Linked DNA regions of Homo sapiens: region 2 is linked to region 1. The links are chromatin loops, found by intact Hi-C in ENCODE. Cell type or tissue: mammary epithelial cell. All regions are shown on one strand. Each heading gives the region's core, and the rest is flanking DNA. Links, peaks and the distances in the headings are about the cores only. Region 1 overlaps LINC00398 (long intergenic non-protein coding RNA 398). Region 2 has its middle 17 kb from the start of LINC01066.

Region 1 (2,912 bases), core at 318-2,817:
ACGCAGGGCGAGGCTAGAAAGATGCTGTCTGTAAAACTTCCAGAGCCTTTGGGAGAAGGTGAAGATGGGTGCTTTTAAATAGAAAGGCCAGGAAGCAGGGAGACTGAAATGAGAATAAAAGTCAACATTTTCACTGTGCCCCAGGCCCTGTGTGATCCACCTCTGTCTTTTTCTCCACCTAATTTTATGCCACTTTCCCTCACCTCCTCCTTCTGTCCTACTGGTCTTTAATCAGCTGCTCAAATGTGTACAGCCTTAGAGCCTCAGGGCCTTTGCACATGCTGTCCCGCTGCCCAGAATGCCTCATGCTCCCTTCTCCACCTGCCACTCGCTCTCCCACTCCTGGTCTCTACCCTGCCTCTGCCTGTAGCCTGCACTTTCTCTTCCCTTAGTCCCCTGCTCCCCATTAAAGTCAATCTCCCTTGGTTGTGCTATCTCAAGCCTTAGTCTGACTCCTTCATAGCCCCTGATCCAACTTACAGTTGTTTCACTTACTGTTTCATTCATTCATTTTTGTCTCTATCTCCACAACTAGATTATAATTTCTTTCAGGACAGGTACCATGTAAAATTTATTTTCCACAGTATATCCAGCATCTAGCACAGTGCCTGGCACACAGTAGGTGTTCGCTACATGCTTATTGAATGAATGAGGCTGGGTGCAGTGGCTTACGCCTGTAATCCCAGCACTTTGGGAGGCTGAAACGGGTGGATCACCTGAAGTCAGAAGTTTGAGACCAGACTGGCCAACATGGGGAAATGTCTTCTCTACTAAAAATACAAAAATTAGCCGGGCTTGGTGGCATGTGCCTGTAATCCCAGCTACTAGGGAGGCTGAGGCAAGAGAATCGCTTGAACCCAGGAGGCAAAGGTTGCAGTGAGCTGACATCATGCCACTGCGCTCCAGCCTGGGCGACAGAGCAAGACTCTGTCTCAAAAAAAAGAATGAATGAATAACTGATTCAGGACTCACTATGTTAAAGTTTATTTTCTTATTCTCAGCTCCCTCTATAGATTGGCTAAGTGATGTTCTCAGGGCTTGGCTGGTCAGTAAACACATTTTTCAAGGCCCTTCATTTCTCCTCCCCCCTTTTGTTCCCAGTCTTCTGGTCATTTTGATATTCATTAACAACCCTTAACATACAGTAGGCAGAAGGAGTAATTTGCTTCTCATTAACTGGCTAAACTATCATTTGGGAATTACTTATTATTTCAATTATCCATGAGATTTCTGTCCACTTGGAGCAGGCAGTTGCATCAGTCAGAATAGGCCAATTGCTGGAATCTATAACCCCCACACCTCAGAAGCTTAAATTAAGCCACTGAAAGTTTATTTCTCACTCATGCAAAGTTCAATATGAATATTTTAGGTCATGCAGTTTTCCTTGGAGGGATGACTCAAGGGCCCTCCCATCATGTGACATTTCCATGTTCGACACCCAAGATGTCAAAGCATCAAAAAATGAAAAACATGATTAATACCTTTTCTCCAGCTAATCAAGCTAGTTAATGCAGTTCAGTAGATGACAGTCCCATCTAGTGGCAAAAGGCACGTTTGGAGATGATAACTTGCCTTTGGTCACTTGTGTCAATCCCCTCTCCCACCCCCAGGCTCCATCACCCCAACACACAGTCCATCAGCAAGTCCAACTGGCTTCATCTCCAAACCATCCCACACCTACTTCATGGACTCTGCTACCCCCAGACCAAGCTCCTGCCATGTGTTGCCTGAACTATTGCAAAATCCTTCTAGCTGAATGTCCTCCTCCCACCCATCCTTCCATGATCTGTTCTCCACAGAGCAGCCAAAGAGAGTGTTCGGCTATTATTTTATTTTGTTTGTGTGCCGTTTAAAGGGTTCTGTTTCCATTTTTTCCTTTGCTGTATAAAAAGTTACTTTGAAGCCAGTCATGGTGGATCACGCCTGTAATCTCAGCACTTTGGGAAGCTGCGGAAGGAGGATCGCTTGAGGTCAGGAGTTCAAAACCAGCCTGGCCTACATGGTGAAATCCCATCTCTACTAAAAATACAAAAAACAAAAATTAGCCAGGTGTGGTGGTGCGTGCCTGTAATCCCAGCTACTTGGGAGGCTGAGGCAGGCGTATTCCTTGAACCTGGGAGGTGGAGATTGCAGTGAGTTGAGATCGCACCACTGCACTCCAGTCTGGGCAATAGAGCAAGACTCAATCTCAAAAAAAAAAAAAAAAAAAAAAAAAAGAGTTATTTTGAAACTTTTGTTCTAAGAATTTTCAAGCATACACAAAATATACCCAGATACCCAACTGTAATACTTATCAACTCATGGCCAGTCTCGTTTCAGCTACACCCCTCCTCACTGTTCCATTTTCTGTGTACTGTTTTGCAGCAACTCCTTGACAGCAAAGGAGCTCTATAAACCACAAATCAGAGCAAGTTACTTCCTAGCTTAAAAACTTTTAAAAGCTCTGCAGGGCATTTACAATGAAACCTTTCGGCTCATTCTGGCACCCAGAGCCCCGCCTTACTTGGCCTGCTAATCTCTTTAATGGTATTTCCTCACTCTGCCCCAGCCACAGCCACCCTCTATTCCTTGGGCTCACTCAGTTGTATCCCTACCCCAGTGCCTTTGCACTTGCTGCACTGCTGCCTAAACTACTTTACTACTCTACATTTATGTGGCTGGCCCTGCCTGGGCATTCACGGCTCAACTCTCATCTGCTCTGAAAGGCCTCCCCAGCGAGTCTGTCTCTGGAAACACCCCCAGCCCCACTCCTCTAGCCAGCCACTTTCCACCTTAACACTCTGAAACTAGTTTGCTCCTTTAAAAGATGTGTTTGTTCTAGCTAGGTGCAGTGGTGCACACCTGTGTTCGCAGCTACTTAGGAGGCTGAGGCAGGAGGATCACTTGAGCCCAGGAATTCAAGTCCAGCCTGG
Region 2 (2,912 bases), core at 249-2,748, 200 kb before region 1:
AGGCAGTCTACAAATATTTTACTGTGTCAGATTCCAAAGACTCTGTCCCCTGTCAGGGGTCCTCTGTTTTAGAGCTGCCTGTGCCACATCCTCTGCTCTCCAGCCCATCTCTCACCCATGCTGAGCCAGGAGGAGGCCTTGGGGGAACTGACCTGCCATCTCTTTTTCTGGGGTAAATTTTCTCAAGCTGTGGCCATTGGATGGAGGAACTCTGGTGTTAGTGAAACTGGATCTCTTTTAGTCAATAAACGGATCACCAGAGAATACCTCCTACTCACCTTCAGTCTCTTAGCTACTGTCTCACCAATTTGCCTTTTATAAATGAAAATCCCCAAACATCTGGCTTAGAATGAATAAACTATCACCAGTGAGTACAGCCAAGTCAGGCTCTGATGTTCTTACACTGTCTCATGAGGCCTGAGGCAAACAGCAAAGGAGGAAATTGGCTTTTCTTCCAATAGAATCATCTCCTGAAATCTCTGTGTACCAGTCTCCAAGGTGGTGGCCCCTCCTGTAAAACTCAGACTGACACCAAAGCTACTGGGAGATCTGCCGTTTTATAAAATTAAAGCATCTTTCAGATTGTGACTTGAATGGCCTCACAATTACTTTTCATCGGGGAACAAAACCAAGGACCCAGGTCTAGAGTGGAGACACATGTAGCCTGAAGTTTCTACTTGAAAATTCTTTGTAGGGCTCTTCTGGCAAGAACGGAACCCAGGAAGTAATTTCAGAAGTTAACTGGGAGAAATATCTTACCAGTATTTAAATACATGCAAAAGATATTTCATCAAACTGAGAGCCATTTCCCTTATCAGACAAAAGACATTACCACTGAGTTAATTCAAAGTGTTCTTTGGCCAAAGCCTTCTCTAGGATCCAAAAAAGCAGATGAGAGTTTACCAGGCTCGCACACAACACATGAGAAAAACATACTTGGGTCTAAGCTTTAATAAAAAGATCCTGTCTTGGCTGGGCGCGGTGGCTCACGACCAGCACTTTGGGAGGCAGAGGAGGCCAGATCACGAGGTCAGGAGATCGAGACCATCCTGGCTAACATGGTGAAACCCCACCTCTACTAAAAATTCAAAAAATTAGCCGGGCATGGTGGCAGGCACCTGTAGTCCCAGCTACTTAGGAGGCTGAGGCAGGAGAATGGCGTGAACCCAGGAGGCGGAGCTCGCAGTGAGCCGAGATTGCGGCACTGCACTCTAGCCTGGGTGAAAGAGCGAGACGCCGTCTCAAAATAAATAAATAAATATAAATAAATATAAAAATAAAAAGATCCGGTCTCTAAGAACACCTATACGACTTCTCCTGAGTTCTAGATGTGAAATCCAGAAGGTGAAACAACTTTTAAGGATTTGAAAATTATTTCTCTTAAGGTTGGAAAATTATAGGAAAGACATGCTACTGTCACAGTTTTTCACATTGTATTTTTCTGAGCCCTTACAATTCTAAATATCAGATATAAATACTTTATTAGTCCATAAGTTACATAAAACACATTTGTTTTGCAGATTTGTACAAAGGAATCAAAATATATTGCCTATATGTTATCTCTACCACAAACTTTCATTTTTTCCACTGTACCTGAATATTTTTTCGTCTTAGCTTCAATACTTCCTGAAATTTTTTTACTGCGATGGATTGCCTGTCCACTAACTAGCATTTTATGTGGAATTGGCCTTTTGCCTTTCTCTACCTTCATCACTGAAAAAGAAAAAAACAGCAACAACAAAAATTGCCCTACCTCCCAGGAGGGGGCTCCCCAATCCAGAAAGAGACTAACTCATCTTGTCTCAATAAATTTCCTGGAAATGCTGCTGAGACAGTGGAGTGAAAGCCATCATTAATAATAGCAATGAAGGGCATGAAATCTAAAGGGAGTGTGATTATATAATTTATAAAGGGTTTTACAGTAATTTTCATTTAAGCATAAAATGCAACCAAAAAGCCTTTTTCCCTTCACAACTTCTCCTCAGAGCCATCCGCAACAAATATCCCACCTCACCCCACCTCCACCAACAAGCATGACACACCCACACCTGTCATGCCTTAGGAGCCGGCTGAGGTTTGCTGTCTGTCCTCTGGGGTCACGCTACCATCACTGCCTCTGGCCACATCTTCTCTCACTTCCTGCCTCCCTTCTCCCACCCTTCACAAAAATAAGGAAATGGATGAAAGGTAACTACAGAAGATTTGTCAGGCTCTTGGCACACACTATGTTAACTAAATTTCCTTTGCACTTAAGAAAACAGTTCTTAAATCTCACAGACCCCATCAAATTTTCATATGTCACGAAGGAAAGCAAAAATCCAGTGATCATTAGCCAACTTCTTTTTTAAAGGCAGCAATATAAATACGTTTTGGAGAAACACAGCTAGAAAACAGGGCCATTATTGTGCTTTTCCTTGAAAATATATATCAGGCCTTCACATAATTGCATGTTTTTAAGGCAAATTTGGAACACAAAGCAGAGAAAACATATGTCCCTTCTGGGTACTCCTGTGCTTGGCAGGGCTTGGAAATTCGTAACTGCCATCGACAGCAAGTCACATTGTATCACTAAAAAGCTTGAATGACTTGTTTTCCTACAAATAAAAACAAAGGGAAAGGCCTGACTATTTCATATCCAAACTATCACAGCTATAGTGACAACCATAAATAATTTAGTCTGCAATTGTGGATTCAATTTTTAAAGATATTATCTACCGCCCAGCAATGCATTTTGTTTCATTCAAGCACAATTTCATAGAAAACTACCTGGATAATTCCCTAATATCCTATATTAGAGGGAATTCACGGAGCTATGATTCTGCTTGTCCTTACATTGCAGTTTCCCCAAAGCAAATAGGTTTTATGATTAGAGTGGTTTTCCCATAAGGGTTCATTTGCCTGCTGGTTGCTCA

Evidence for each region. Peaks named below come from ENCODE experiments on the same cell type or tissue, not always from the same donor. Only the 100,000 strongest peaks of a DNase experiment are listed, where the experiment ranks them.
Region 2: a loop joins it to region 1, with 23 times the contacts of the local background. A loop is called at or near these places in 7 of 110 quality-filtered maps.

Annotation. Positions count from the first base shown.
Region 1 is chr13:30,807,318-30,810,229 of GRCh38, reverse strand. LINC00398 (long intergenic non-protein coding RNA 398) reads right to left here. Exons shown (of 2, transcript NR_047012.1): 2 at 1-103. Among named protein-coding and RNA genes, the nearest start is that of LINC00398, 5.6 kb to the right of the region's middle. In mammary epithelial cell, for the core only: a CTCF peak has its summit at 1,547 (motif pointing left); no DNase peak of the experiment used is centred there; H3K27ac peaks cover 295 bases.
Region 2 is chr13:31,011,686-31,014,597 of GRCh38, reverse strand. No RefSeq gene overlaps it. Among named protein-coding and RNA genes, the nearest start is that of LINC01066, 17 kb to the right of the region's middle. In mammary epithelial cell, for the core only: a CTCF peak has its summit at 1,773 (motif pointing right); no DNase peak of the experiment used is centred there.